Regions from separate parts of the Homo sapiens genome. Here regions 2, 3 and 4 are each linked to region 1. Evidence: chromatin loops called from intact Hi-C (ENCODE). Cell type or tissue: PC-3. All regions are shown on one strand.

The links. Peaks named below come from ENCODE experiments on the same cell type or tissue, not always from the same donor. Only the 100,000 strongest peaks of a DNase experiment are listed, where the experiment ranks them.
Region 2: it touches region 1 in a loop (20-fold over the local background); 20 of 110 quality-filtered maps call a loop at or near these places.
Region 3: it touches region 1 in a loop (10-fold over the local background); 2 of 110 quality-filtered maps call a loop at or near these places.
Region 4: a loop joins it to region 1, with 7 times the contacts of the local background. A loop is called at or near these places in 2 of 110 quality-filtered maps.

What each region holds. Positions count from the first base shown.
Region 1 is chrX:124,402,052-124,410,051 of GRCh38, forward strand. It overlaps TENM1 (teneurin transmembrane protein 1), which reads right to left. Exons shown (of 35, transcript NM_001163278.2): 29 at 4,266-4,438; 30 at 2,980-3,215. Among named protein-coding and RNA genes, the nearest start is that of SH2D1A, 59 kb to the left of the region's middle. RefSeq lists an enhancer at 3,963-5,162. In PC-3, a CTCF peak has its summit at 4,795 (motif pointing right); a DNase peak (open chromatin) is centred at 4,770; H3K4me3 peaks cover 327 bases; H3K27ac peaks cover 343 bases.
Region 2 is chrX:125,129,244-125,137,243 of GRCh38, forward strand. The region is part of intron 3 of TENM1 (teneurin transmembrane protein 1); the gene reads right to left. Among named protein-coding and RNA genes, the nearest start is that of TENM1, 71 kb to the right of the region's middle. In PC-3, CTCF peaks have their summits at 2,121 (motif pointing left) and 3,233 (motif pointing right); no DNase peak of the experiment used is centred here.
Region 3 is chrX:124,093,349-124,101,348 of GRCh38, forward strand. It overlaps STAG2 (STAG2 cohesin complex component), which reads left to right. Exons shown (of 35, transcript NM_001042750.2): 33 at 670-796; 34 at 2,024-2,101; 35 at 7,226-8,000. The coding sequence ends at 7,249. Among named protein-coding and RNA genes, the nearest start is that of STAG2, 140 kb to the left of the region's middle. In PC-3, a CTCF peak has its summit at 4,937 (motif pointing right); no DNase peak of the experiment used is centred here.
Region 4 is chrX:125,202,478-125,210,477 of GRCh38, forward strand. TENM1 (teneurin transmembrane protein 1) reads right to left here and starts at 1,835. Exons shown (of 35, transcript NM_001163278.2): 1 at 1,327-1,835. LOC124905211 (a long non-coding RNA gene) reads left to right here and starts at 1,983. Exons shown (of 2, transcript XR_007068314.1): 1 at 1,983-2,222; 2 at 2,565-5,643. In PC-3, a CTCF peak has its summit at 3,356; a DNase peak (open chromatin) is centred at 3,214; H3K4me3 peaks cover 3,906 bases; H3K27ac peaks cover 399 bases; H3K27me3 peaks cover 1,975 bases.

The DNA of each region.
Region 1 (8,000 bases):
GTGCCATGCTAGGTGAGGACCTGCATTTTAGCTCTGGCTCTGATCCTTAATAGCTGGTTGACTTTGGGCAAATCACTTAACCTACCTGGGCCTTGGTCTCCTTATCTGTAAATTGAAAGTAACAATTGACAGCTGTGGTGATCAAATAAAATCCTGGCTATGAAACCATTTTGTTCACTCTGAGGCACTAAACATATGTAAATGATTGTTATTGTTATTAGACTTCTGGGGCATGCCATGGTAACACCACCTGGCCAATAAGGGGCCTCATTTTTCAGTCACAGGACCTCAGGGAGTAGCCTAGAAGTGATATAGAGAAGAGGGCCTTGAATTTGTTGCCCTTATAGTCCAGTCCGCAAATCTGCTCAACTCTGCCACAGGATCGGAAATGGGTCACATTATAATTAGTACTAACTAAACACTTTACTTCTTAACACTAATGAGCTCCCAAATGTTTTATGACAATTAGCTTCTCAGCACTAAGAACAATTTGGGATATGGGGTGTAAATTACAGTTTATAGTTTCTCTCCATTATCTGTGCATATGGAGGACAGAAAACAGGATGGGTTGTTCTAGAAAATGGAAACTTCCAAGGTCACATAATATAGGATGAGTTATCCTAAAGAATGAAAAATCCCAAAGTCACATAGTATATGATTTGGTTCAGAAAGTTTTTTTGAGGCTATATGCTGGGAGAGGTACTAAGAAATCATGTCTTCAATACAATTTTTCTGTGATGAGTCCATGAGGTCGATAAGCCATATGTAGATAATTCTTACTTTCTCTAGTAGTACACTTTTATTTTACAGGTGAAAAAAAAAAATCAAGGCATTTCTTAAAGCGTTTGTAAAATAGGGTATCAAGGCCAGGTTCTCTAACTTCCCCATCCAGGGTTCTACCCAGGAGGTCCTATTTCTCAAAGAATTCCGATAGAAATCTTTACTGCTACCCACACATTGGTTTGATATTTGGATTGGTTTCACTTCTCCATTCAGTGGCATATCTGGTAAATATTCTGTCAGAAACTTGTCAATAGAATCGAAACATAAAAATTGACTTGTGCACATACAAATTTCAGTAGCTTTATAAAAAAAAAACCCAAACAAAACCAAACAACAACAAAAAAACCACCCACTAAAGTCTGTGGCTGTGTGTCACCAAGAGAACTGATTGAAAAGTGAGCACTGGCCGGGCACGGTGGCTCATGCCTGTAATCCCAGCACTTTGGGAGGCCGAGGCAGGTGGATCACGAGGTCAGGAGATCAAGACCATCCTGGCGAACACGGTGAAATCCCGTCTCTACTAAAAATACAAAAAAGTAGCCGGGTGTGGTGGCGGGCACCTGTAGTCCCAGCTACTTGGGAGGCTGAGGCAGGAGAATGGCGTGAACCCGGGAGGCAGAGCTTGCAGTGAGCCGAGATCGCACCACTGCACTCCAGCCTGGGCGACAGAGCAAGACTCTTGTCTCAAAAAAAAAAAAAGAAAAAAAAAAGAAAAGTGAGCACTGCTGTAGATTATTTTGTTCATATCAAGCCATATGACCGGTTTGACTGCCTCTCTCTGGAATTGGGTGGTTGTTTGGGGGTTGCACTTCCACAACCTTAAGGTTACCAAATTTTTGATATGAGTTCTACATTTCTTTTCAAATAATTAATATGTCAGTATGTTCAATTCTTTGCCTTCTACTTTTAAACTTAACTTCCTCGTAAAGCAACCTTTTTCAATTACCTACTCCACCCTGACTCATTCCGATTACCTGCTCCACCCTAAATCATTCGGATCACCTGCTCTACCCTAACTCATTCAGATTACCTGCTACCTGCTCTGCCCTGACTCCCGCCAAAACACTCACCCCGTCATTCTCTTTAAATTAGCCAATCGGAATTAGTTTAGTCTGTGCGGTCTAACCCTAGCCAATAGGGGAACGACACAGCAACACGTGCGTCAGGGATAAGAGCCCCTTCCCCTCCCTTGTCCAAGTGTGCACTCACCATTGCTCCATCTGTAAGGGCGCACCCTTCTATAGAAGTAACTTGCCTTACTGATAATTAAAAAGAAAATTTTATATTCGAGTGCTATTCCTTTTGCGGCACCGAAACTTTATATATAACAGAAACCTTCCCGGTATATCAGGCGTGACACAGGTGCTCAAAGCAGATCTGGCCTCAATAGTGAGTGATTATTTCCCGCAGGCTGGCAGTTGCTCTAGGGCTGATATTGAATGTTACTACATGTAGAAAGCTGGCCACATCATCCTAACACTGGTTAACGTTCAAGAGGAGGCAGGTAGACAGAGTGCTATGGCGATTGTAGGCTTTGTGTGCTGCAGAAAAGCTGACCGAGGTCTCCTGGTTAACTCTGGTGAACTGTGCTTGGTAAGGACTTTAAAACTCCCTAATCTATAACTTCCTCCAGGCAGCTCTGAGTACCTCAGCCCAATCTCAGTACCAGTCCTTTATCCCTCTGGCCCTGGATATGTATTCATGGCAATGCTATAATTCACTGATTTTTCCTCTTGTCTTTGCCCAAATGTTGCCTTTTGTCTCACATCCTTTTGTGTGTACCTGCGAGGTCTTTCCAAAGAGCTACCTGGAAAGCAGGGACCTCGGTCAACTCAGTGAACCTGATAGACATCTCCAGGGCATGCTGGGAGGGGTGCTGGAGGGCCTCCTTTGACTAAACACATTTCTCCAGCCAGACTTTCTTGGTGAAATTGCTACTATTAGAGCACTTTAGCTGGCTAATGACAAAGAAAGCTCCTATTAGAATGCTCATTTAAGGATACTGAACCATTATCGGCCATTAGCATCCTCTTTTGAATTAGTATATCATATAAGCCAGTCAGTCACTTAGAAAAGCTTTGGAGAAATGGGACTTCAGTTTAGGGAGGCTCTGCAGTTAAACAAACAAACAAACAAACAAACAAACAAACAAAACACCTATAAAAGTTCTATATCTTGTGTAAAGTCAAGCCTTACCCTCAGCCTCCTTTCAAAAGCCGAAACATTGCCTTTGTTTTGCTCCTTCCTCTGCCGCCACTCGATGAGGTTTGCATTGTGCTCTCCGGGCAATGAGATGTTGCATTTGCCCAGGGTAGGGTTGACTGCCCCTGCCAGGATGTGGGGCTCTGAGCTGAGGCCGATCTCCATCCCGCTGGCAAAAGTGACACGCAGGGAACCATCTGGATTCACCCGATAGGTACTTTGAGTATTTTCTGTAGACAGAAGAGCAAAGGAGGAAGAGGGGGAAGGAAGGGAAGAGCAGGAAGCAGAAAAGAGACAGGTTTAGTTTTAGGAGGCACGTTTGGGGGATAAGCAGGTGGGGTGCTGTGGTCCTATCTGCCTTCTGGGCTAGACTACCGCTCTGACAGGCAAACGTGTTCCCTATCCATTTGGGTCTTGTTATTTTCACAGCTGGAGTATCTGTTTCTTGGATAAAAGACTCTTGTCTAACACTGCAGGCTGTTTTTGTTTTTTTCTTTTTTCATTTTTAAAGAATTCCCTCCCTCACTGACTTGTTGGATCAGCCTCCTCAGTTTGATATGCTGGGAGCTAGAATGAGAAGAGTGTGAAGTTCAACGTAGCACCTTACCACCTGGGCCCACCATCACAGTTGCCGTACTCCACAAAATACCACTAACAAAAGTTAGTGTACTCTTAGAGTGTCTGGTGTCACCACCTAACAACAGAATGAGGTCTTAATGACAGGGCAGAGAGAAAGCAATTTCTCTTTGTGCACTTGTCCTCTAGCTTCTAAGACATTCCAAATCCTATCTCCCTTCCTTCCTTTCTTCTTCTGTTCTTCCTTACTTTTCTGTCTTCAAATATAATGAGTTTTTAATTCTCTCATTTCACTTATATTCTTGCTTGGTCTGTATCCTAAGATTTTCCTTTTTCTTCACCCATGTTGGCATTGATCTAGAATGCCAAGCTCAGCTGGAGCCCAGGCTCCATTTATTTAATATAACCTAGCCAGACCCTGAAAGACCTTTGCAAACAGCTGGGTATTGGGAAATAAGTTGATAGCAGAGCAGACTTGGCAGGGATTGAACCTCATGACTCCCACAGAGATGGGCCCAAAGTTGATGTGAGAACTTGTAAAAGGTGTGAATTTTGTCTGTGTTTCAACTTCCATAGCTGGAAAACAGGAAGAGTACATCTTCTCAGCTAGAGGTGAATTCTGTTTATGAATGGTGTACGCAGGTTTCAAGGTGGATGTTGACATAGGGGCTGTTACAGTCAGATATCGTTGGAAACAATCTTACCTTGTTTTAAAATATATATGGTACTAGTTGCCGTCAAGTTGGTTGACATGAGGACATTTTCACGGTTGGAAGTATCTAGCTCCACTTTTGTCAGCTTCTCCAGGTCACTGTGGAAGCTGCTGACCTCTCCAGTGGGAAACGTTGCATTGGTCAGGTGTCCCTCGGGGTCATACCTGAGGAATGTAACCAATCCCAGCTTTGAAGCGTCTCGGCAGTGATAACAGGACTTTGCAAAATAAAAATCACTTGGCAGCTAATACAGTTTAACTTTGAGTGATAACAAGTATTATTAACCTTGTTCAAGAAGAAGAAAAAGGTCAGAGAGATGATTAATCAAACGAAGGTATTTTTTGCAGCTTCTGAATTCTTGATAACTTCCTTGAGCTGTGCTGTTTTACAGAAAAAATATATCTGGTAATGAATCACCAGGGTGGAACACTGATTTATGAATCATGTCCTGCTGTGTGCAACGTTGCAGGGAGGCCTCCGTTTGCGATTTGGGTCGATCCCATTAGAGGTGATGGATTACAAAACCCAGCAGAGGGTGCTGTTGTCAAAGCAAAAGAAGGTACAAAAGGGCCCTCAAAGGCTGAGAAGCCAATATACTGACTTTGGGTTATGATGGGAAAATTATAATTTGCTGCTGTTTAAGTTGCCAAATTTGAAATGAATGAATCATTCTTCCAACAAAATGAACAGGCACAGAGGATAATGGAAACATGTTCATTAAAACATTCTGGAGCCCTCTGATCTTGATGTCACTTAAATTTTAAAAATCTTTTTAGGGTATAGTACATAAGGTTTTGTAATTTGTCTATATGAGTAAGAGACAAAAAATAATTACCTGGGATAATAGGCTATAAGCTATATCTAGAAATATAGTCTAGGGAGTTTACTTTTTCCAAAAAAAAAAAAAAAAAAATCAGAATTATTGGCAATCTCACTGTCCTCCAAATGAAAACTGCTTCCCTGAAGGCTTTTGATGTGGAGCTGTTCTTTTATTGCCAATAGAACCATGAAAAATAAACACTTCATTAAAAGTAAACACATGTACTTGGAAACCCATTACTGTTTTCTTTTCAAGTTGCAAATTACAAAATATTTAAGCACTTTTATTTGCCTTTTAAAATGTTAAACAATTATATTCTTTTTACCCAAAATGAGCAGGATTCAGCCTGGACACAATGGTAGAGACTGGCTGTACTACTCCCTCCCCCAACGATTACACAAAGTGGCATAGTAATTCAGTATCAATCCATTATATTCTAAAAAACTCAGCCTGGGTAGTTGCTCAAATTTTAATAACTATACCAGCCTTTGGAAGGCTTGGGAAAAGCAGTTGGACTGTACTTTATAGGACAGACTTGAACTTGAGCCTATACATAATGCCACCTAAAGTTCAGTTCTGCATATACACGTGCGTGTGTGCACACACACATATATATTATCAGTTAAAACAGTCACATATGTGAATAGAATGAATCAAATAGGTTATTGACATCACAGATATGCCTAGCCTTAGATGTTAAATTGGGTGTCTCCTTTGTTTAAATGGATTTCAGTCGAAATGGTTGGCACAGTGCTATTATGCAGCTAAGGACGCGTTATCAAAGAAAGACTGAAGAGTGCTGTTTCTTCCTGGGGTTAATGGCAAAATCCTTCCCTCTGCAAAGACTGCCCACGTTCTGCCTGCTGTGGGGCTCTATAGCTACAAGAAGCAGAAGAACGGAGCATAGGAAGGCTCGAATACCCACTTTAGCCCCAACCTTGTCTGTTTGGTCTTCCATCCAGGGGAGAAAAACAATAATATCCAGCCTTTTTTAAAAAAAATTAATTAATTTTTTTGAGACAGTCTTGCTCTGTCACCCAGGCTGGAGTGCAGTGGTGTGATCTCGGCTCACTGCAACCTCCACCTCCCGGGTTCAAGCAATTCTCGTGTCCTAGCCTCCCTGAGTAGCTGGGATTACAAACGAGTACCACTACATCTGGCTAATTTTTGTATTTTTAGTAGAGATGTGTTTTCGCCATGTTGGCCAGACTGGTATCCAACTCCTGGCCTCATGTGATTCCCCCTGCCTCAGCCTCCCAAAGTGCTGGTATTACAGGCGTGAGCCACCACGCCCGGCCCACTGTCCAGCCATTATTCTCCCAAGGTAGAGGAGGCAGGAGTTTGCAGGCAGTAGACCGAAGGAAGCTGCTGCATGCCTTTCTTATCAGGGGAACTGTGGCCCCAACAACCTGGATTATGCAGGCACTTCCTCTCTGTTCCACATGAGGCACCAGCAACTTTGCCTCATTGGTTTCCCTTTCCTGATTTCTTTCTTTCTTTCTTTCTTTTTTACAATAGTAAAACTTTTTTTTTATTATTATACTTTAAATTTTAGGGTACATGTGCACAATGTGCAGGTTAGTTACATATGTATACATGTGCCATGTTGGTGTGCTGCACCCGTTAACTCGTCATTTAACATTAGGTGTATCTCCTAATGCTATCCCTCCCCCCTCCCCCCACCCCACAACAGGCCCCAGAGTGTGATGTTCCCCTTCCTGTGTCCATGTGTTCTCATTGTTCAATTCCCACCTATGAGTGAGAACATGCAGTGTTTGGTTTTTTGTCCTTGTGATAGTTTGCTGAGAATGGTGGTTTACAGCTTCATCCATGTCCCTACAAAGGACATGAACTCATCGTTTTTTATGGCTGCATAGTATTCCATGGTGTATATGTGCCATATTTTCTTAATCCAGTCTATCATTATTGGACATTTGGGTTGGTTCCAAGTCTTTGCTATTGTGAATAGTGCCGCAATAAACATACGTGTGCATGTGTCTTTATAGCAGCATGATTTATATTCCTTCGGGTATATACCCAGTAATGGGATGGCTGGGTCAAATGGTATTTCTAGTTCTAGATCCCTGAGGAATTGCCACACTGACTTCCACAATGGTTGAACTAGTTTACAGTCCCACCACCAGTGTAAAAGTGTTCCTATTTCTCCAAATTCAACAACCCTTCATGCTAAAAACTCTCAATAAATTAGGTATTGATGGGACGTATCTCAAAATAATAAGAGCTATCTATGACAAACCCACAGCCAATATCATACTGAATGGGCAAAAACTGGAAGCATTCCCTTTGAAAACTGGCACAAGACAGGGATGCCCTCTCTCACCACTCCTATTCAACATAGTGTTGGAAGTTCTGGCCAGGGCAATCAGGCAGGAGAAGGAAATAAAGGGTATTCAATTAGAAAAAGAGGAAGTCAAATTGTCCCTGTTTGCAGATGATTGTATATCTAGAAAACCCCATTGTCTCAGCCCAAAATCTCCTTAAGCTGATAAGCAACTTCAGCAAAGTCTCAGGATACAAAATCAATGTGCAAAAATCACAAGCATTCTTATACACCAATAACAGACAAACAGAGAGCCAAATCATGAGTGAACTCCCATTCACAATTGCTTCAAAGAGAATAAAATACCTAGGAATCCAACTTACAAGGGACGTGAAGGAACTCTTCAAGGAGAACTACAAACCACTGCTCAATGAAATAAAAGAGGATACAAACAAATGGAAGAACATTCCACGCTCATGGGTAGGAAGAATCAATATCGTGAAAATGGCCATACTGCCCAAGGTAATTTATAGATTCAATGCCATCCCCATCAAGCTACCAATGACTTTCTTCACAGAATTGGAAAAAACTACTTTAAAGTTCATGTGGAACCAAAAAAGAGCCC
Region 2 (8,000 bases), 730 kb after region 1:
TTGTTATGGCAACCTGAGCTAAGACAGCGCTCATATCCAAAGTCCTACAAGAGAGTATTAAAAACAAAGTACTTTTTAAGATTTTGGTGGGTGCATAGTAGATGTATATATTTTTGGGTTACGTGAGATATTTTGATACAGGCATGCAATGCATAATAATCACATAAGGGTAAACAGGATATCCATCACCTCAAACATTTATTATTTTTGTTACAAACAACCCAATTATACTCTTTATGTTATTTTAAAATGTACATTATTTTTCACTGTAGTGACACTATTGTGCTAGGAAATACTAGGTCTTATTCATTCTTTCTATTTTTTATACCTATTATCTCCACTTCCCCCCACCCCCATTACCTTTCCCAGCCTCTAGTAACCATCCTACACCCTATCTCCATGAGGTCAATTACTATAATTTTTAGCTCCTAGAAATAAGTGAGAACATGTGAAGTTTGTCTTTCTGTGCCTGGCTTATTTCACTAAGCATAATGACCTCCAGTTCCATCCATGTTCCTGCAAATGACAGGATCTCATTCTTTTTATAGCTGAATAATATTCTATTATGTATATATACCACATTTTCTTTATCCATTCTTCTGTTAATGGACACTTAGGTTGCTTCCAAGTCTTGGCTATTGTGAATAGTGCTGCAACAAACATTGGAATGCAGATATCACTTCAATATATTGGTTTCCTTTCTTCAGAGCAAATACCTAGGAGTGGGATTGCTGTAGCTCCTAAAATCATTAGACAAATTAAATTACTTACTAGCATCATCTATAACTCCTTACAGTTGAATAGAATTTTACATTTCCCAGATAATTTTTATATATCTCAATAATCCTATGAATAGGCAGGACAGAAATTACTATCTTGTGTTTATAGATAAGGAAATTGAAGCTTGGAAACATTCAGTGTTTTTTCAAAAGTTATCTGGTTGCTAAGATTCTCTTTACCATGCTACAACCAAAACTTCAAAGATGTACTTGTAGAGGCAGTTTGGATATTTTAAAAATAACAATACAGGCATTCTCTAAATTCACCTAATTTTATCACCATTTTAATTCCTTATTTTTCTAAAATATTATACTACTACTCAAAACAGAAGTAAAAACTGAAATTAAAGAGCAAAATACTAGTAAATCATAGTGTTATCAATGACAAGGTTCATTATCTTGATTAATGATATAAAAACAGCAGGCAAATTTGGCATAATTACTTAAAAATTAATTACCTTAGATACCATCAAGTGTTAACATAAAGACATCCATTTAGGTGATGATAGTATTTAATATTTTATGATTATAGCAAAACAAAATTAAAATATGTATACTATAATATGATTTACTTTGATTATAATTGAAATTATTTTTAAAAGATAATTTTAAATTCAACTTTTAAGTCAGCTTGACTTTATATACAAATCAGCTTGGCTTTATATACAAGCTGACTTAAAAGTTGAATTTAAAATTATCTTTTAAAAATAATTTCCTTTTGGTAATTCTTCCACGCATTCACTTGAATGTATACTGAGCACCCATTATCTGCCAGCCAGTGTTCTATGTGTTGGGAATACAATAATGAACAAAACAAAGTCCTTGTTCCCATAGAGCTTTCATTCCAGAGGGGATAGGGGAGACACTCGGTAAATAAAAAAGCAGGTAAAATATAAAGTATGTCAGAATGTAATAGGTACTGTAGAGTAAAACAAAGCAACATCAGAGGGTTATGGAGTATAAGAGAGGGTAAGCCCCTGCTGATAAAATGACATTTCAGCAGAGACTTGAAGGAAGTAAATTTTCAAACAGCAAAACACATAGGAATAAAGTATTTTATTAATTCACTTCATTTTGACAAACCTACTAATGGAATTTCTTCAAATTGTTATTATTTAAAGAAACAATCACCTTGTTCTACTACTATTAAATCCTAAGCTACTGTGGTTAACACAGAGGATTTCTTTTCTCATAGGCTCTGGTTTAATATTTCATGGCTCACATTTTCATGTATCTGTCTCTAAAAGACAGCTTTACTGATGCACTAGTCTAAACATGTGTTTATAGCCATCCCTCACATATATATTAAGGAGCTCCTGCCACCTAGTGAATAAAGAGAACACTGCTTTGTTTAAGGTATCAGCTGCTCTACCAGGTCAAAATTCCAGATCTCAAAATGTGGGAATTTTCTACCCAGAACTTAAAAGTGCCACCTGTCCAAAAAGGATTAAATCCTCATCAACTGCTGTCCAATAGTTTTGTATGTTGCACTTCAGTACTTATGAAGGTGACTTAAGCTTGGAACCAGGGATTTCTCTGGTGGCAGGCATTTGGCTGATTGCCTTGAAGAATGGAGTAGGGACTGACAATGAATCAGTAGAAATGGTGATGACTACTAGAGAAACAAATAAAAAGGGTCCTATTTTCTGTCATTTTTATATTGAAATGAAGGTCAAACCAACAATAGCAGGGGAAATGCATTCATCAGGCTAATTTAGCTCAATCTGGGTTATAAGAAGCTAGCTTTCTTGTACATCTAGACATGTTACAGTCATTACTCTTCCAATGGTTGTACATACTTGAGTACTTTGTTGGGTGCTGTTGTATTGAATATCCCTAAGCAACATCAAAATTCATGTAAATGAGGTGAAATTGCATTAAAGCGGCCAACATAACAGTTTCACACAACATTTGCATGATTTGAGCAATATTTAGAACGCAGAAAGTCCATGGAGCATGACTCATTTGACAGTTGGGGTGATTTCAATTTTCAATAAATTTGGTTAATTAATACTTTAATGATCGATTATTCCCTGTATCCCACAGTTAAGCGTGTTTTTCATTGCATGTGCATGGCCTTGGAACTAGTTTGAAAATGTCTTTGAGTTAGGGTTCAGATCTATTAGATGAGCTCTACATAGTGGCTTTCTCAAACAAAGCCTAATGAAAGCCTCTCCATGAGTCTCATTGAGTGGTCACATGGGGTTCTATTCTCCACAATCTAGTAACCTCAGGGGTTCAGAGAGAAAGGGTTGTTCTAGTGCAGGATACACTGAGTATGGCATCTGAGACAACTGCTTACAAGTGAGCTTCTAGTGATTACACCTGTTAGTATAAAGCTCCTTTTATCTTCCTTTTAAATTTTGCCTTTTCTCATTTTTCTCATGGCCTTATCTTTTCATCTTCTACTTATGCACATTGACTTTCTCTGGCTCCACCACTCTTGCTACCACTAGGAGGCACTATAATGTTGTAGAAACAACATAAGCTTTGGTGTCTGACACATCTGGATAGAGGGGGTAAGGATAACGCTGATAACGGTGATAACTACAAAGCAGATACCCTTTTTGAGTAGTTGGTGTCTGGAACACTGTTAAGTGACTTATACATATTATCTCATTAAATATCCACAAAATTCCTATGATTGATTGTAGGTACTATTATTGTCCCTGTTTTATTGATGGGGAAACCAGGCACAGAAAGTTTAAGTAGCTATCCCAAAGTCATACTGGTAGAAATTAGGGGAAGCCAGAATACAGGCTCACCTGCCTTTGCCTTTAGGGCCTAATTCTTAACTACAGTGTTTAAACAAGTTATTTAACCTCTCTGAGCTCCGGTTTACTCAACTATAAAATGAAGATGATAATGTATACACACTCATAACATTATTATGAAGGTAAAATATACCTAACTGATGAGTGCCTTTCCCTCCCATTTCTCCTTTCTTCTTCTTCTTTTTTTTCTTTCTTTTTTTATTATTATACTTTAAGTTCTAGGGTCTCGCTCTGTCGCCTAGGCTGGAGTGCAGTGGCATGATCTCTGCTCACTGCAACCTCCGCCTCCCGGGTTCACACCATTCTCCTGCCTCAGCCTCCCGAGTAGCTGGGACTACAGGCGTCTGCCACCACGCCTGGCTAATTTTTTTGTATTTTTAGTAGAGACAGGGTTTCACCGTGTTCGTCAGGATGGCCTCAATCTCCTGACCTCGTTATCCGCCCACCTCAGCCTCCTAAAGGGAGGGCCTTTAGGGATTACAGGCGTGAGCCACCGTGTCCGGCCTTCTTACTCCTTTCTTAGGAACATAGGCCACTGGTAATTCTTCAAGTATCACTAAGAACTTAATTTGTCAAACTCAAGGTGTAGCCTTAATTTTCTTCTTGAACTGACTGTCTCAGAGTTTATTTAGAACAGTTTCCCCATCACCCCATCCCTACCCCCAAGGTTACAAACGATACTCTCCGGATCATTACTCCAACATCAAGATAATCCTTTAAGCATGCACAGAGGAATAATGGCATCAAGAGAAATTAGCAGCTTTTAAAGCATCCCCTAAAGTCCTTGTCTCCTCCCCTCTCACTTACTTCAAGGTTTATGTTTGGCTTTATTCTAAAAGAGCAGTAGTATCTATTTATCAGGTCAGTGTTTACACTATGTAGAAATAGTATCTTTGTCCCAGTTGAGACCAGTATAGTGGCTACTGTCATCAAACTAGAGGTCCAGATGAAGTCCTGTAACTAAGAGAATAATCGCCTTTGCTCCAGAAAAATAAATAAATAAATAAAAATTGGAAATTGTTTTTTAAAAACGGGCTGATTTCATACTTACCAATGGACAGATTTACTGATCATTGGAGTTTACCACAATCCAAGGTGCCTTTCTGAAAAGCCTATTGCCCTTAGGGATGAAAAGATTGGAAAAAACCTTCTGTTTAGATATCAGTTGGTTTCCTCAGTTGTAAATGTTAAAAGCTGCTTTGGTGGAAGTCAGCCTGATTTTTGTATTTCGTTGCCAAGAAAGGGGGAGTTCTAAGAAAAGGTCCATGTATACTGCAACCACACCCCAGACACTAGATATCATCTGACCTTTGAATAAGTGTTTTGTTCATATTAATCTTGTCTCAAAGGTAAGATAAAGGTAAGATTACAAGAGCTCACTGTAGTGTATCAGTATATGTTATAATACACATAGTCTGCAGCAGCCTGCCTCACCTGAGGAAGCAGCCCAAACCAGTATTCCAGATCCAAATACAAGAGAAAGGCTGTTTAAAATCAGGGGCAAATGAAGGAATATAGATTTTTCACCATGGCTGTGTAATTAGGAGGACATGGCTACCTGTTTTGAATCTGGGCTAAAACTCTATTCCCGGTTTCTTCTTGCCTGAAATGAATCCTGACCAAGTTGCTTGTATGTTTGGACTCCAGTCTTGTACCCTCTTACCATGCTTAATCCTCTGGATGCAGTTCTCTAGTCTACATATACCAAACTGGGCTTCTGTTTGTGCCTCCAGCATGGCTGGATTTCTCACATCAACCACTAGTTTCCCCGAAACTCCCAATTATGACACAGGTTTGCTGGTTTGGCCTGATACCTTTAGCCCCAAGTTTGCTCTCCAAGATCATGCATCATTCTGTCCCTCCACACAGTGATCCACACAACCTGGCAGTCACTGCTAAATTTGAACACTCAGAGGGAAGAAAATGTGTCTCTGTAATTCTCTTGGCACAGCACACATGCAGTTAAGTGCTTTTTGATTATGATAACTGAATGTGCTCAAAAGTTCTCATAATAGAAACAAATTAAGTCCCTTCACAATGAAATTTATGAAGGCCCAGTAGATTAATAGTACCTCATGGTAGTGGATGAAAATGCCTTTTCACCACTAGTATAAATGAATCACTCTAAACTAACAGGGTGGTCTCTTTAAGAATAGGTACAAGAGAAAAGTGGATGGGAGAGAAGCAGAGAAGGTCCTAAACAGCAAAAACCACCCAGAGACCTGCCACATCCAAACAAGAATTTTATGAACATCCACTGCCTTCAATCTCCTTTATCTGAATTCATTTCAGATAGTACAATTTCTTTCAAAAGATCAAGGAAAAAAATGGCCTTGGGTGTGTATTCTATGAACAATGGTTGCAAAATGTTTTTTTATCACTAAAAGTTGCTGGGTTTCATCCTTAACACAACTTTTTTCAAAGCTGAAGTTATCTAATGCCCACAATAAAAAGCAGATCACTCTACTTGTGTGATCTGTTGTGATTTTAGCTCCCTGGGGATGTGACCATTTCTAACACAGGCCTATAAAGCACCTTCTGCATTACTGGCTTTCAAATGCTTGGCAGCAATGATTGAAAGAAATTGGATAGGAAGTTTAAAAATTAAAGTTCTCATTACAATGGTTAATTGGTTATGTGTAGGATTTTAGATTAACAGGATGACTACTAAATGATGTCTATCAAACCCTGGGGCTAATTATCTTTTCTCCCTCTGAATATCACTTTTACCGACACTAAAAATTACATAAAGCATGTGTTTCTATAAGCTTGGTATTGCATTAATGGGTGTTCTACAAGTGAAGTTATACAACAGAAACAAAAGAAAATTCTGGAATAAAGTTATTAACATTGCAATGAATGTTAATAACCTTCTATCTTGGTACTTTTCAAGGATATTCAAAGATTACTGATATGCTTTTATTCAAAAGAAAAGTGTAGAGTATCACATGTCCCTAATCTTTAGGATAGTTCAACTTTATAGTGTCCCATATTCTTCTCAATAAAGATGACTCAGAAAATGTATAGCTAAATGCAACTTAATTGTTATGCTTCCATGTATCTTATTCTATAAATCAGAATACAAATCTGAAAATGAATTCTTTGTTGGACTATGTGTCCTAATTTTTGGTTTAGAACATATGACAATCATAGGGCTAGGTAAATAGACATGAGTTCTACCTTTACAACATTTTAAAGGTTTGAGATGCTTGGATATATGTTATTTGTTTTGATTAGGGTTAGTTTTCATTTATTATTTTTTTCTAATGCTGTCTCAGCAGAATCACGTTTTTATTTTTATGGTTATTCTTTAGACCTTAAGGAAGAGAAGACAGGCTGCTAAAAATTGAAGTATGAGAATCAAGATTTATTTTGTAATGACAGCCTGGATTCAATTGTTAAACTCTGGGTGTAAGGAAACGTTTTCTGATCCTGATGGAACAGAAAAGGCTTCTAAGAGAGCAACTGAGTTAATTACTGGGAAGGAGAAGAGACACTGCCAAGGTGCTCTAAGTTCAAAAACCAGTCCTAGTATCTTTGTTATTAATAGTCTTGCACATCTACTACACACTCGCTATTATTTTGATATATACTTTCACTTGCATCATCTCCTTTAATTCTTAAAACATCTTTATTAAGTGAGTTCTATTATTTTAACTATTTCATGAAAGAGGAACCTGAGCCTCAGAGAGGTTAAGTAACGTGCTGCAGGTCACAAAGTTGGCAAGTGGCAAAGGCAAGGTTCAAACCTAGTACTGATTACTACTATGTTAAAAGTGACCAGAAAACAAACCAGACGAACCTAGAAAGATATCCAAATCAGAAGTTGTGTTTGTTTCAGAGTCTTATTTGAAATATAGTCAGCTCTCCACATCCATGGGTTCCATATCTGCAGATTCAACCAACCACAGATTGAAACTATTTGAAATTAAAAATTAACAATAGAACAATAAAAAAACAGAAAAAACAATACAGTATAACAATTATTTACACTGTATTTGGGTATTATAAGTAATCTAGGGATGATTTAAAGCATACAGGAGAATGTGCATCCATTATATGCAAATGTATAAGGGACTTGAACATACTCAAATTTTGGTATCCATGGGGTCCTGGAACCAATCCCCCACAGATATCAAGAAATGAGTGTAGACCACGGTTCCCAAAGTATTAAGAAAGTATGGTGTAGGGAAGGAATGTGGGCATTGGAGTCAGACAGACCCGAGTTCATAATTCAGTGCTTGAACAAATGAGCAATGTGGCTGAGGACTAATTATCTGACTGGGCCAAGACTCATTTCCCTCATTTATTAGTGGAGTGGTGGTTGTGCCTGCCTTGCCAGATCATTGAGAAAATTAAATGAGATAACGTATATAAAGTGCCTACCAGTTCTTGGCACACAGTGTGTACCCAATAAGTAGTCTAAGTGATATTGATTATTATTGTG
Region 3 (8,000 bases), 310 kb before region 1:
CACTTGATGCATAGTTTTCTTGTAATATTTATCACATTTTGTCATAATTAATTGTTTATCTCTGTTTGCCATGGTAGACTGTAAGCTCCTTGAGGGCAGGAATCATGTCTTAGTCTTATTCATCTTTTTTTTTTTTTTTTTTTTAACATCCATAGGACACAGTAGAAGCCTGTCACGTAGTAGGCATTGTGTGAGTGAGTGCGCGCATGCCTGGTACACATTAGGTACTGAATGAATGAGGGAGTGATGATGGGTAAAATTAGCATTATATATTGATGAAAATATATGTTTTCTGAAAATGTCATTTTTTTGGTCTCTGTTTTATGTTTGTTTATTAATTTGTACCCTGCCTACTTTCAAAAAGGATTTGAGGTATCTTGTATGTTCCCATGTGGGAAATTCTCATTGAACCTTGTATATGGGATATCAGAACTATAAAGCTAAATGTACTGAAGTAATGTAGAATAAACATAACTCCTTAGCATTTTTAGACAAGTAAACATTGGGTTTTGATATCATTGATGACATAATCAATGCCTAATCATTCTCCCTGACCTTTAATTCCATCATTTTCCATTATACTTGAATATAGAGAGCCACATACTGCTGCCTAGATATTAATAGTCACGACATTAGTTCAGATCTTGACTTTGTTTTATATTTCTCTAGTCGGCGTGGCACAAGCCTAATGGAAGATGATGAAGAGCCAATTGTGGAAGATGTTATGATGTCCTCAGAAGGGAGGATTGAGGATCTTAATGAGGGAATGGATTTTGACACCATGGATATAGATTTGGTAAGAAACTTAATGATTTCTGTAAGATTTTCAGTTTAGATCTTTTGAAAATTATGTTGGATATTTATTAGAGTAGAGAAATACTTACCAAGAGAAGTAAGTTTTGCAAAAATATTAAAATAGTTGCCAGGGGTTTAGATATATGGGAAGGGATTTAGAAGAGAGTAAGGTTGGTGAAGGTGGTAGATCCTAGATTAAGATGATAACAATTGTCTGTTTGTTTCTGAGATTAATTTAGGAATATATAGGTTTAAAGGGTATATTTTGATTAATACTAATTTGACTATGAAAATCAATTTTTATTTAATTATGCATTTTAAAAAATATGAGTTAGTATAAAAGTATACCATTATCAAAACAATATATTAATACTACTTGTTGAGACAAATTCCGTATCAGATAATGAAGTAAAATTACTTAAACTTGGAAGGAAATTAAATACAGGTAGGAGTGTATTCTTTATTAATAATTAAATATGTGGTTAGGGTTGATCATATACAAAATGGTTTTACATATTTCATCTTGCTACATATCTCATTAAACTTTGTGAAGTAGGTTGAAAGGATTGAGGATATTGAAGCTTACTCTCTCCAAAGAGGCAAAACTAGCAAACAGTAAAGTTGATACTTATAAGTCCAGTCTTATGATTCTTTTTAGTATATTGTGTATTCTTCTTAAATAATTAAATTTTTAGAATGGTATAATTTGGTGCCTCGAAAGGAATATGATTTTTAAAGTAAAATGAAAAGTGAGTTTTCCGGTTTTTGTCTCTTAGGATAATTTTCCATGAGTTTTTTTTTTGAGATGGAGTCTTGCTCTGTTGCCCAGACTTCAGTGCAGTGGCACAATCTCAGCTCACTGCAAGCTCCACCTCCTGGGTTCACGCCATTCTCCTCCCTCAGCCTCCCGAGTAGCTGGGACTGCAGGCGCCCGCAACCACGCCCGGATAATTTTTTGTATTTTTAGTAGAGGCCGGGTTTCACCGTGTTAGCCAGGATGGTCTCGATCTCCTGACCTCGTGATCCACCCGCCTCGGCCTCCCAAAGTGCTGGGATTACAGGCGTGAGCCACCGCACCCGGCTGATAATTTTCCATGAGTTTTTAAAATATTGTGTCAGGTACACTTGGAATCACATAGACCATGTGAAGAACTTGGATATTTTCAGTTACTATCTGGTTTGTAGATATAGCTAAACTAATGTCAACTTATTTCCTTTTTTCCTTTAGCCACCATCAAAGAACAGACGAGAGAGAACAGAACTGAAGCCTGATTTCTTTGATCCAGCTTCAATTATGGATGAATCAGTAGGTTTAATTTAAATGTACCCTAGGATTGCAAAATCAGAAGTATAGGCAGTCTCTCAGTTTGAGGTTGAAGACCTGGGGCAGCATACTGAGAATAGATGAAAACAGCTGGATGTGAGAAAAAGAGGCAGGCAGGCAGGATTTCAGTGGGAGGGGAAGAGAGTGCTGCAATAGTGTTGACAGATTAGAAAAGTACTTTTGAATCCTGGCTGACTGGGACTTGAATATTAAGGAATTTGGACTGTTCTTCCAGGTTTGTACTGTTCTTCAATGGGTTGCCCATTGAAAGATTTTAAATAAGGTAATGGCATGATCAGAATTGTGTTTCAGAAAGATTTCCTTGACATTTATGGATGGGACAGGATGAATGAGGGGCGTCATATAAAGGCATGGTGAAAAATAATGAGAACTTGAACAAAGGCTTTGATAATGAAGAGAAGGGTATCTAGCTATCTAGGATGAGAGTCAGTTACCACTCCCACCATCCTTAATTGGTTATTATTGGGTTTTGTCAGTTATTTTTCTTAAGTACCTCTTATATCAGTCCCCTGTGCCATATTCTCCTTGACAGTGCCTTGATTCGGGTCCTCCTCAGTTTTCACATGGGCTGTTGCAAAGCCTTTAAGCTGATATTGCAGTCCCGCTGCTCCTTTATGCCTCTTGTGGGGTCATCTTTCTAAAAATGCAGATCTGATATTCTCACTTATCGTTCTAAGTCTTTTATTGATTTTTTTCCCCCCCATTGCCATTAGGAAGAAAATTCTAGCTCCTCAGCCTAGCAAACAAAGCCTTTTATGATCTGGTTCCCTTGCCATCTTAACCTTGGCCTTTTCCTTACATGTATTCTATGCTCTAGCCATATCAAATCTTGTAGTTCCACTCAGATACACTATGCTCTTTCCTGACTCCATAACTTTGTATAAGCTTTTTTCTGCCAGAAATTCCCCTTTATTTTTCCTCCTAGTAAAGTCTTTCTTTGATACTAATTCTGACATTACCTGTGGAATTTTTGCTGACTTCCACAGATTTTTTTTTCTCTCCTTCTTTAACTGTTTGTACACACTTTATTGTAATAATTACCAGACTTGTGTAGTGAGATAGGATATTACATGCCCTGGTCCTTCACTAGACTGAACTCCCTGAGGCAGTGATGATGTTATTCATTCTTAGTTCTGCCCAGCACAATAGATATTTAGTTTTGTCAAATGAATAAATCATTTAAATGCCCTGCCATCTCCCTTTTTAGAATCTACCCATTTTATGTTCCTTGTTCCTCACACCTACTGCCTCAGGTGACGGTTATACCATCCTCAAAGGCCTGCCTTCTATGTACAATTTCTACCATTCCCACCTTGCCCTCTCCTACCTCATAATCTGCTTTCAGATAGCTTTTAGAACTATTTTGACAAACTAATTCACACTAACATGTTTACTAATAAGGCCAAGGGGCCGGGCTCAGTGGCTCATGCCTGTAATCCCAATACTTTGGAAGGCCAAGGTGGGAGGATTGTTTGAGCCCAAGAGCTTGAGACCAGCTTGGGCAACACAGTGAGACCCCATCTTTACAAAAACTAAAAAAATTAGCTGGGCATGAAGATGCATACCTGCGGTCCCAGCTACTCAGGAGGGCGAGGTGGGAGGATTGCTTGAGCCCAGGAGGTTGAGGCTGCAGTGAGCTGTGTTCACAATACTGCACTCCAGCCTGGGTGACAGAGCCGAGACCCTGTCTCAAAAAAAAAAAAAAAAAAAAAAAAAGTAGAATCTGCTTCAATTGGTCTTAAGTGTGGCCTGAGATTCTGCACTGCTAACAAATGCTGTCAGTGCTTCAGGTCTGCAAACCATACTTTGAGTAGCAAGACTTTATAGTACCTAATGACCTGTTGCACTCATAAGTCTATAGTTTAACTGCACACTGAAGTTTATGGTTTTCTTGATAATTAATCTAACAGTATGTATCATCTTAGTTTGTTAAATAAAACATGGAGGTAGTGATTGTGATGAGGGGTAAAGGAATATTTTCAAGCAGGTGCGATGAAATGCATTTATTCAACAATTTATTACATCAGAAGTTGGTGCTAAAGCGAATAAGACACTCCCTGTCCTTAAGGAATTCATATTCTAGTGCACCTTGACTATCACTTTGAAATGAAAAGTATGGAAGGTAGTAGCTGAGAGTTTGGGTGACAGACACTGTGCTAGGTATGATTTATTTTGATCCTCTCAGCAACCGTGTGAGAAAGGTAATGGGAATTTCCACTTTCATACCATAGCAAGCTGAGACTGAAGAGATCATTTAGTGACTTTGCTCAGTTATACAGTTAGCAAGTGTCCGAGTAGTAATTTGATGCCAGTTCCTTTTGATTTAATAATCTCATGCTGTCTTCTACTGTTGTGCTTCCCAAAACTAAAATCCCCATTTGGATGAGAACACCAACAAAAGTAATTAAGAAATCGAAATGGTTAACTGTGATCAAAATTAATATGGGCAGTTAGGATCACCATTTTTTAATGTATTTGTCTAATGTCAGGAGAACTTTTAACATTCGTTTTCTTAGTTACATACTAGATTTGCAAAAAGGTGTTCTTCAGATTACTAAAATAATGAAACAGCAATATTAACTATGTGTATCTATTTTTGACATTTAACATTTAGAGAAAAATAGGGGCCTAATAGTCATTTTTTATTTATAGTGATTTTATAGCATTCTCATGTATATTGAATGTTACAACTGAGGGGCTTTTATTTATTCTTAATTTGATAATAGTTTAGCTGCTTCTGCTACAAAAATTAGGAAAATTAGCACATGTACTTATAACTGTAGTTTTATAGCATTACCACATGATGGCAGCAGTCACATAACTGAATGCTCAGTAATCTTTAAAGGCTTAGGTGTCTTTAGAAGTCTTTGACCATGTAATTTTTTTTTTAAAGTTAACAGTTTATTTTTTAAATATACACTAAACTATACTCCATACTGTCTTAACCATAACTTAAGAAATGGAATAATGGAAAATTTTGAATGTCAAATTCTGTTTGCCTTTATACAATACCCCACATCTGTTCTTACTGAAGCCCATAATACCGGAGTCATCTAAACAGTAGCAAAATTGGGATTTAAATTCTTTAATGTCCAGTTCTGAGATTCTCCAATTCTAAGGGAAGTAACTCAAAGCACCCTAATGTAGACACTTCAGTTTGTTACTAAATAAATTGTAAAAATATCTTTTTAAACACTTAATTTTTAAACATGATTTTCTAAATAAATCATAAAAAATATCTTTTTAAACACTTAATTTTTAAACAAGATTTTCTAAATAAATCGTAAAAATATCTTTTTAAACATGATTTTCACATTATCCAGGAGTGGTAATATAAAAACTCTGAACATATTTTGTGTTGCATATACATAAAATTCTAGATTTATGGTGTAGCTGGTTTTATATTTGGACACAAAATTGGTTTATACCATTTTGATAACAGTTGTTTTCTGCCAGAATTGCCAAAATACACTGAAGTTTGATATTAAATATGTTTAAGTATTTATTAATGTTAACATCAGAAACAGGCAGAGTTTGTGTTGGCACAGAAAAGAAAGTGTCACTACTCTCATTCTCTTGTGTTGAGATTCTCTTATTAGAATTATTTATAGTATAAAATTGGTAAAGAAGGGCTCCATGTAATGGAGCTAATTTAATGTTCTAGTAAGAGAATCTACTTATAACCTAGTCTGTACAAAACAAAAAGAATCTCAAGTGTTTGGGTGCTTTCTAGTCAGGCACTCTGTTTGGAAAGAACTTGAGTTCGTCTTCATCCCATACTCAATACTAAATTGCTAATTAAGATTTTGTACTTTCATTCATCATCAGACCTTTTCTACCGAGATTCATAGAGTGTTATGGTAAGAATTGGCCTTTAAACATTATCTCGGTCTTTTTGGTGGAAACGTTCTAACCACCCAAACTCTGACTTGAACCAAAAAAGGAGAACCCTGAAGCATGCGGGAAGGGGAGAGGACAAGGGATTAGTAGTGTGGTAGTTACTGTGAATGGACAGGTAAGAAATTGGGTGCACGAGTCCTCTTTGTTTTCATTACTTGGGATTCCAAACACTACTTGATAATTCATTATAAAGAGGCTGCAATCAGATACTTGTTTCTGGATCTGCAAATACACAGTTTCTTCAGCTCAAAACAATACATGAGTTCTATGACTTTTGTTCATAGAACTTATAAGAGATTTAACTTACAAGTAAGAGCTCTTTGTAATATTTCAGCTCATTACATCTGGCTTTGATATCAGTTCTTAATAGCTTATTATAGTATTCTAAAATATTACTTAATGGGCATAAGTGCTAGAATTTTAATTGAACAACCTAACTTTTAGTATATATACTAAGAGTCACATGCCATTCTTGTTTAGTGAACAAGGGAGAGTTGCTCCATTCATCATCTGCTTTTACTTTTAGACAAGTAATTATTAGATTTTACCTAACATTCCTTTCTCAGTTGGAGTATATAGAAAGCATCAATGTAAGTCATTTTGCCCAGATTTTACCTTACCCTTTTGATTTCTTAAAATTTGTAGTTCTGTTCCATTCACTTTGGCCAGATTTTCTAAAGAAAGCTTCTTGCTTTCTACATACTTGAATTGTTCTTAGATTTTTTTTGGTCTGCATACTCAAATGCCTTTTTGAAAAACCATATCCACTTCCCAGCACAAATAGCCAAGTTTGCAAGACTTTCTTAACCCCTTTCCAAGGAACCTGTGCCAGAAATATATGTGAAGAAGCACATTCATTTATTCATTTAACAAATACCTATGTTGAGTGCCTATGTTTAGGGTATTATCTAGACATTAGTGGTACATATAAGCATAATTAATCCAAGGTTCCTACTTTAATTATATGTGAGGTAAGTAGCATCTTGATTAGTCCTGATGTTATTTCATTATATATCATGGTCAATTTAATTTTAGAATTATACATCTGAAGAGAGGGGAAGTTTTCAAAGTGGTTTTATTAGCATGTTATTTAACATAATAAAGTATTAATGTAATATTTATGGATATATTTAAAGAAATGAATGACTTTTAACGAGATTTTCTCCCCTCTCTCTCTCTCATTAGGTTCTTGGAGTGTCAATGTTTTAATACCAGTACACAATTAAATCTGTGGTGAAGTCATTTTCTAAGTGGAAGAGGAAATTTTAAAGTGTGGTAGATACAGTGAAATTCTGTACAGATTTTTCTCTAAGGAGAATATGACATGCTTATGCTTACCAAGATCAAGTGCATTGAGGGGCAGTTTTGTTTGCCTGAATAAACGTAAAGGACAAGTAAACAATTTGATGATAAGCTACAGTTTTTCTTAGAAAGTAAATATTTTATTTATGCGCTGTTAGTTGGCTTTTGAATCGATTATTTCATGCTTTTTTTTAAAAAAAAAAAAAAACAAAATAACAATCTGAAGAGGCATTTGGTACAGATATGAATTCTCTTACATTTATTTACTGGTTGTACTAAATAATGATGACCTCTGCTGGATTTCTGTTTACATCCAGAAAACAATGTTAAGGATGTATTTATTCCCCTACCCTGAAGAAAGTGTAGGATAGAATTGTTTTTAGCATTCTAAATTTAAATGCTTAAAACGTCAATCAACAAAACTTTGTTTTAAATATTGTAATTGTGGAGAAAAGTAAACTTATAAGCAGAACTTTTACAATTTTTTCATCTAAAAGTATTTTAAGATATTTTTAAAATCCAAGAGCTTCTCTATACTTTTCAGAAATATCCAGATGCAGTGAACTGCCAGAAGGTAACCAGTCTCAAACATGCTTATCCCATTATCAACCCTGAAAGTTTGCTTGTCCTTTAAGATAAAAATGTAATGTTGTGATAT
Region 4 (8,000 bases), 800 kb after region 1:
CAGGTTGGTATCCCAGGAAAACAACGGTTAAGTTCAGGACGTTTACTGACCAATTGCTTCATATTGGAGATGTAGAGCTTTTCTACCCCTATTAGCATATCGCCAGTAGCAGTGATGCAGATCTGCTCAACCCGAAGCTGCCGACGGCGAGTACGAGCTGCAAACCAGCCCCCGCCCCCGCCCCTACTCTCCCAGTGGCGACACAGACGTGGAAACATCTACTAGTGGAGTGAGATCCTCTGTCTCCGCAATTGTAAACAACTGACTGCATCGGGTTCACTGAAATGTTTAAATACACTCCTGACTGCAAACACATCCACTCACCAAGTAGCGCTAACAATCTCCCCTTCTCCGCCTCTAGGCAAAGCATCCTGAAACTAAATTGGCAATCCTCCTGTTATGGAGTGGAAGAAAGTGAGGTTACATTTCCCCAAGCCTGCCTAGCGGGTGCTTGGCGCTCGCAGATATGCTGGCCGTTGCTGAATCTCGGGGACCAAGTCTCTGGATGAAATGCGGAAACACACAAACCCGCACATTGGAGCGCATGGTTAAAGTCAACACCGACGGCTCCTGGAGCACCGCCTGGGTTGTAATGACTATCTCTTTTGACAAAGATTGACAAAGGTATAGGGAGGACGCATCGGGTGGGGCCCTCGACGGCGGCGTAGGTTAGGAGGTCCTGCAGTTCCCCCGGGAACCCGGGCTCCCTGAGTGAGGCTCAAATAGAAATTCAGAAGCAAACAGGTACTAAAGTGCGTCCTAGCCCTTGGGCATATTCTCTGCGGAGACAGCAGGACCTGGACCCCAGTGGCAGAGCCCCAGGCGAACGCTCCAGGGTGGGAGGGATGCCAGAGAAGCGCCCCTTTCTTTCTTTTTAGACCGAGCCTCCCATCCTCACCCCAAGCACCCAGGTCCACTTGTTAGAGTGACTGGGCTCTGCGCGAGAGCCGAGGCGAGGAGGCTCCCTCTCAGAACTGAAGGAGTTGGTTGGTAAAAGTGCCGCCTGGGAAGCCCAGCGAGCCCTCGAAGGGCAGCGTCCCCAGGGCCCGCTGGAAGCTTGAACTGCGAACAAGGCCGACCTCCCTTCTGCCCCAGATGGTCCAGAGCCCCATGGCCGGCGGAGACCGGGAGAAGAAGGATGCGGAGGCTCTGCCACCTCGGGCAGGAGTCCCAGAGCGGACTCAACCGGCCGCTAACAGCCAGGAGCCGCCATCCGCCGCCTGCAGCCTCGGGGCGAAGTTCGCCTGTAGTCCTTGGGGTAGAAGGTTGGGGGTGGCGGGCGGGAGCGAGAAGGAATGGGGTGGGAGCCAGGAGAAACGCACCTACCTATTCCAAGCGCAAGTTTCGGCGGCGTCCCCAGGTGCTGTTCCCCCGCCCCCTCGCCAGGTGCTCGGCTCCGCCGGGCGCTGCCAGTGCCCGGGACTTAGGGCGTCTCGGCCGACTCCTGCGGGAAACGACTGTAAATCCACATTACTGTTCGAGCTGCCGCTCGGGCCCCCGCATTGCTCTCCTCCGGCTGCTGGCAGCGGTGCTCTAAACCGGCGGCCGCCGGAGGCAGGAACCGAACCTAGCTACTATTGCACCAGCGGACGACCGCTGCCAGAAGGGTGCTTGCGCCCAGGGTCCTATGTGTGTGCGAGAGAGTGTGAATACGTGTGTGTGTGTGAGTGAAAGAGAGTGTTCGTGTGTGAGAGAGCAGAAGGGGTGAGCTCAGCCCCCGGGGCACTCGGAGGTGAACTCCGGGCTGAGCCGAAGCTCGCCGCGCTCCCGGGTGCTGGGCGTCTGCTCGGCTGATGGCTGGGCTGATGTTGCCGTGGCCGCCGCCGCCGCGCTCTAAGGCTGGTCGCGGTGGTGCAAAAAATGTTTCTCCGCTACTCGAGACCAAAAAACCTGCCCTGTCTACTGAGCATGCCCGGTTTGACAGCTTCACAGCCGAGGTTTTTTTTTTTTTCTCCTTTTCCCCAAGACTCCAGGTTTTAGCCGCAGCTGAGATGGGAGGTGGAGGGAGGTGGGGGGAGGAGGAGAGGGAGAGGAGGAGGAGGAGAAAGAGGAGAAGGGCTTAAGGAGCAAGTATCGGGCAGAGGAAGGGAAGTCGCAATGAGAAAGATCAGGGTGTTATAGGGTGGAGAGGGGAAGGAGAAAGCTGGATATGGAAGCAGAGGAAGGAAATATGGATCAACAAAATTTAGATTTCCTACTACAGTGGATAGATGCCTGGCCAGGTGACTCACTCGATGTTTTTTTTTTTTTTTTTTTTTTAATTACTTTCTCCTGAGGGTGAGGGGTGGGGTGGGGGGTTCGGATGAGTATTTGTCAACCCCAGGATCAGCCTGGGACAGTGTTACCTAGTCATGACATACACAAACATCGCGTGCACACACACGCGCGCGCACACGAGCGCACACACAGGAGCACAATCACTGCTTCTATGTTCAAAGCCTCAGGACTGACTTAGAATGCGAAGTCTTTTGCCAGTATAACTTTGGCAAAAAAAAAAAAAAAAGGGCGGGGGGAGAGAAATTGTTTGGTTTCCTTTTCTTATTCTCCTCTCCCCCGCCTTCCAGAAAAGCCAAAAGCCCGTGAATGCGGTGCATAAGCGACCCACAAGCTCTCGTGCGTCTGTCGGTGAGAGTGCACCGCCGACTGCGTCCTGCTGACAGTGTGACCCCAGAGCGCCAAGGCCGGCCGGCCACATGCAGCCTACTGGCGGCGCATCAGATCAGCAGTAACGACGTCCACCTGAAGGTGGTTGGGGGAAGAGGGGAGCGCTAAGGGATCCTGCCCTGCCTGGCCGCCCAGGTTCCTGGGCTCCCTAAACGGCTCCGCCCCTCACCCAGCCTGGCACCAGGGCACGTACTCGGGCGAACCCAGCGCGCTGCCCCAAGCCCTGGATCCCTCCCTCCCTCCCAACCCTCCTCAGCTTCCTCGAAAAAGCGGAGAAGCGGAATCTGCACGCCCAGAAACTCGCGTCAGAAGCCTTAGTAGTCCGACTGGGCATGCTCGGGACTTGGGGCGCTTCGCATGGAGGCACTCTCCAGCGGCTAACATCTGTCCGACTGGGCCAGATGTGAGTCTGAAGTAGGAGGCTTGGATGCACGCTAGAGCAGGCTCTGGTTCCGGGAGGGGTGGCGGCGACGCCCACAGCAGTCTTCTTTCCGGCTTCCCACAGAGAGCAAGACCGTGGGAGATACCAAGTGCCGAGCCAGGGGAGCTGCACAAACTGGAGAAATAGGAGTCTAGCGGATTCCCAGGCCTCCTGCCCCGCGGTGCCACCCCAGCCGTAGGCAGGTAGGGGGCGCGCAGAGCAGCTAGGGAGCACCGCGTGTGCTCCCAAGGGACTGCTGACCTCTAGGTAAAGAAAAGAGAGCGTGAAGAGTCGAACATTCTTTGGGCGAAGGACGTTTACTGATTTTTTTTTTTTTAAGTAAAGAAAGAAGGGCGTGTGTGAATGCGTATATGTGCACGCACGTTTTAAATTTTCCTCCGCAAGAACAGGGACAGGAGAGCGAGAAGCTATTGCCGAGTTGGGAACCCGCTAGAGGTTACAATAAGGCAGGCTTGGAGTCGTGGCTGGTGCTAGTTACCGGGAAGAGTTCCTCTTGGCGCGGTGGGCGAACACCAAAGCTTCCAACTGTTCCCTTCCCTGGGTGGCGGCAGCTGCCCAAGGTCGGCTTCCGGGCTGGTCTCTGTGCTCCTGAGCAGGGGGACCAGATTCAGTTTCAGAAAGAGAGGTAGTACAGAGTGACGCCAGGGGGAGTTCTCTGAACCGTGTGTTCCCATTTTCCCAGCTTTTGATATAGGTATTTGCAAAGAGGGAGCATTGTAAGACCATCACACCACCAAGGGGAGGAAATACAAAGAGCTGAACACTCTAGGGGGAAGAATCAGGGAATCAAGAGCACGTTTATTCCCATCGTCCCTTCCCAACAAGGTCTTCAGCTTCAGGCAGGAATCATTTGGATCCCTGCGGCTCAACACCCTCCCACTCCCGTCCCGCCCCACCGCCCTGCCAACAAAGAAACAAAAGATGACAACCAGGCTCTGTAGGGGCATAGCAACTGCTTCTATCACCGGCTCTCTGTTGGGCTGTTGAGAAAGCAGTAGTGAAAGGATGGGTATAAAACCTGTGTCTTGCCACAAATATGTAAACGAAACCTTCCTAAAACCCACTACCCTCCTACAAAACAAAAACAAGTTATTTGTATAAACATATATAGATTTAAGTATCCTAAATAAAGATTCCACATTATGAACTGCCCAAACCCTGAACTGTGGAAGGAAGACTTTCAGGATACCTCCTCAATCCTTACCAAAGAGTTCTGGAAGGAGAAAAAAAAGAAACATCTGGCCAGTCACTTCTCCAATGACTGGAAATACTCTGGGTGTTTCCGTAACCAGCGATTAAGAAAAGAACTCCCCATAACAAAAAGGGAATTCTGGCCAAATGGGACATGGACAAACCCTAATGACCAAGGAAATGGAATATGAATTTAAAAGCATGATTATCTCACTCTCATTCTTGCTGTTCCTTTGTTACTCTTCTTGAAGATACTGGCAGAAAGGGAGAGTTGATACTTAGGGATTTCATGAAAGGAGGCCGAGTTTGTTTCTCTCCTGGCAATTCAGCAGTCCCTGTAATCATTTTTTTTTAGAAATTCTCTACCACCTCCTCTTTATGCTGTATTTTCTCTAGCATTCTTCCCTCTCATTTCCTTACTGGTCTCCTGTGGCTCCCTGGTGTCCTTAATTCATTTGGTCTGCACCTGTCTCCCTTTAGTTCCTTCAAAACATTGTTTCCAGTCCTAATTCCGAAGTACAGAGGGCTCTGTCACTTTTCTCTGTTTCCTAAGAACTGATTTGCTGCTTCTAGACGCCTATATCCTGATATTGTAGGTGGATTTCCTAAGGCATTTATTCAACTTTAGAGATTCCCCAGACACATTTAAGCAACATGAAATTGCAGAATTTTCAAGTAGTTTTGCTCATGGGACCAAGAATTTCTATTTCAAATATGAATATCAGGAAGAAGACACACTAAATTGCTAGTTTCAGAATAGCCAATGTAAATATAACAGATTGTAATGGAGCATGCAATCTCTATATGACAGTTGTCCAGTTGCCAAGTGTATATTATTAAAATAATTTGCTAGGAATTTTAAGATATATACCTTTTTGTTAACAAAGACACACACACACACATGCACTCATACACCTTTTTATGTTTATTCCCAAAACTAATGTAATTACATAAATTCAATTCAGCAAGTGATTATGGAACATCTACTATATTCCAGGAACTGTGCCAGCATTGGGAATAGGCAAAGAAATTGAGACTTAAAGAAGCTAAGAAATGTTCAAAGATGTGTGAACAATTTGCTAATCAACAAGTATATACTGTGTGACTGTTACCGTGTATCTAGACTATTTCACTCCTAGAGAACAATATTTAGATGTTCTGGCCTTGATTTTTTAAATATATTTTTAATCTATAGGTTGCATTCTGTGAGAAGAATGCATAATGGAAAATATGACATGTCAGTTTTGTTTCTAAGTACCCTCATAATAAGAATGTAAGTACAATAATATTTGTATTAGTCTATTCTCACGCTGCCAATAAAGACATACCTGAGATTAAGTAACTTATACAGGAAAGAAGTTTCATTGTACTCACAGTTCAGCATGGCTGGGGAGGTCTCAGGAAACTTACAATCATGGTGGAAGGGGAAACAAACATGTCCTTCTTCACATGGTGGCAGCAAGGAGAAGTGCAGAGCAAAAGGTGGAAAAGCCCCCCATTATAAATCCATCAGATCTCATGAGAACTCACTCACTATCACAAGAATAGCATGGAGGCAACCACCCCTATATTCAGTTACCACCCACAGGATCTCTCCCATGAAACACAGAGATTATGGGGACTACTATTCAACATGAGATTTGGTGGGAACACAACCAAACCATATCAATATTAGAAGACTAAAGTCAATATCAATTACATAAACAAAATCAATGTGCACCATCTGAAATGAAGGAGTTTTGTTTGGTTGCTTGTCTAATGGCAAGATGTTTTCAAAGGCATAATTTCAACATGTACTCGTTGTGGTAGACTATTATTTCCTATTTCAACTGATAACAACACCATCCAGAGATCAACTAGCAGAGATTATGAGTAGTGCTGGCACCTTAACTTTTGGCTACAATGATTGGAAGCAGGAAAGGTAGCTTAATGATTTTCTACCCAAACAGCTTCCATAAACAGGGCTGTAAAATTGCAGTCACCAGCTTGCTGCAAGGGAGTGCCCATTTCCGGCCAGCTGTGGGCTCCCCCTGGGGAAAGCAGCCACCTTGGAGGAAGCTTATTTGAGCCTGGATATGAACAGTTGGTGGCCAGGATTCTGCATCCATCTGTTCAGAACAGAGTCAGACACACTATTTTTCACATACCCAAGTAAGGCTCAGGAAAACAACTGGCAAGCCAATTAAAGTCTTCTCTTTACCTAATCCTATTTAGTATCCAAATGGACCCTGTGGAGCTACTTCTCTGGCCAGAGTGCGAAGGAGAAACAAAATGCCTTTAAAAAAAAGTTTGGGCTTTAGCAAGGCACTTTGTATTCCACACAGCAAGTTCTGCTCATGGAAGTGTACATTCATATATAATATCCCTCACTGGAAAGGCTCCATCAATGCTGCTTTACCTTACTCTCAGAATAAAATACATCCCTAATACAGACTAATCATAACCTTCAGAAACCAAAGCTTCTCAATAGGGTGCAGTGGCAATTCATTTGTATTATTGCTATAATGGATTCAAATAACTGCCTAAATTTAAATTTATAGATAGTTTTAAAAATGGTACCTTGGTCCTTAATTTATATAAAATTCACTTATATTCACTATCCATACACATAAACCAATATGGCAATAATAATAATTTATACCCTCATAAAGATAACATAGTGCCTTCCCTTGAAGATCTGAAAGCTGACTTAATGCTAGTGTTTGTCTTTTTATTGGAAATACTTTTAAGAATATTACTTTTTAGCATTTTTTAACTATCACAGTTGTTGAAAAGGGGAAAAAAATTGATTTCAAAATGTACCGTGATTTCTCCTTAAGAGATAAAATTACACTCCAGGAAAAGAACTTGAAAAGAGTATAGAACAATTAGTATTACTCGGTTGGCATTTAAATGCACTTGAACTTCTCTCTAACTTTGTGACCTCATTATCATAATCTTTTAAGTGAATTATTGTGATTGACTTATACAGGTAACTACTAATTTGTATTGAAATAACTAAAATATTTAGTGCTTCTAAAACACATGCTTAATAATGGCCATAAGAAGACTTTTATAGTCACATACATTAACAATTACTAACAAATGCTAACAATTATTAGGATAGTCCTTCATAAGCAGATTTAAAAGGCATTTTAAATGAAAATTTGGAACTAGGATGTTATCATTTTCCATACAACACAATAAACATGAATAATTTCTTCTCAGACTAAGAAAATAGGCTCCCCGTATGTATCTTCATTCTCTCATTTATACTTTCACTAAGTAAAGATTTACAGAATACCTGCTATGTGCCTATTCGGTGCTAAGTACTGGGAAGACAGTGGTAAACAAAACATACATATTCTTGCCCTTGTAGAGTTTACAGACTACTGGTAGGAGACAAACAGAACCAATCATACAACGAAATATGTAGTTCTAAACTGATGGGTGTTCTGAAGGAACAGAACAAGGTATTTGCAAGAGAACAACAGAGGAGACCCATTTCAATTGAGGTTGAGGTGGTTGGGTAGGCATTCCTGAGGCAGTGGCTATTAATCTGAGGCCTGAAGAATGTGGAGTAATTGGCATTCCAGGCAGAGAGAACAGAATCTATGGTATTTGATGTAAGGAATGTCTTGGTACCTCAAATAATGCAAGGTCAGCCTGTGCACCTAGAGGGTAAGGAGCATAATAATGTAGGGGAGGAAGTGATGTAAGATGA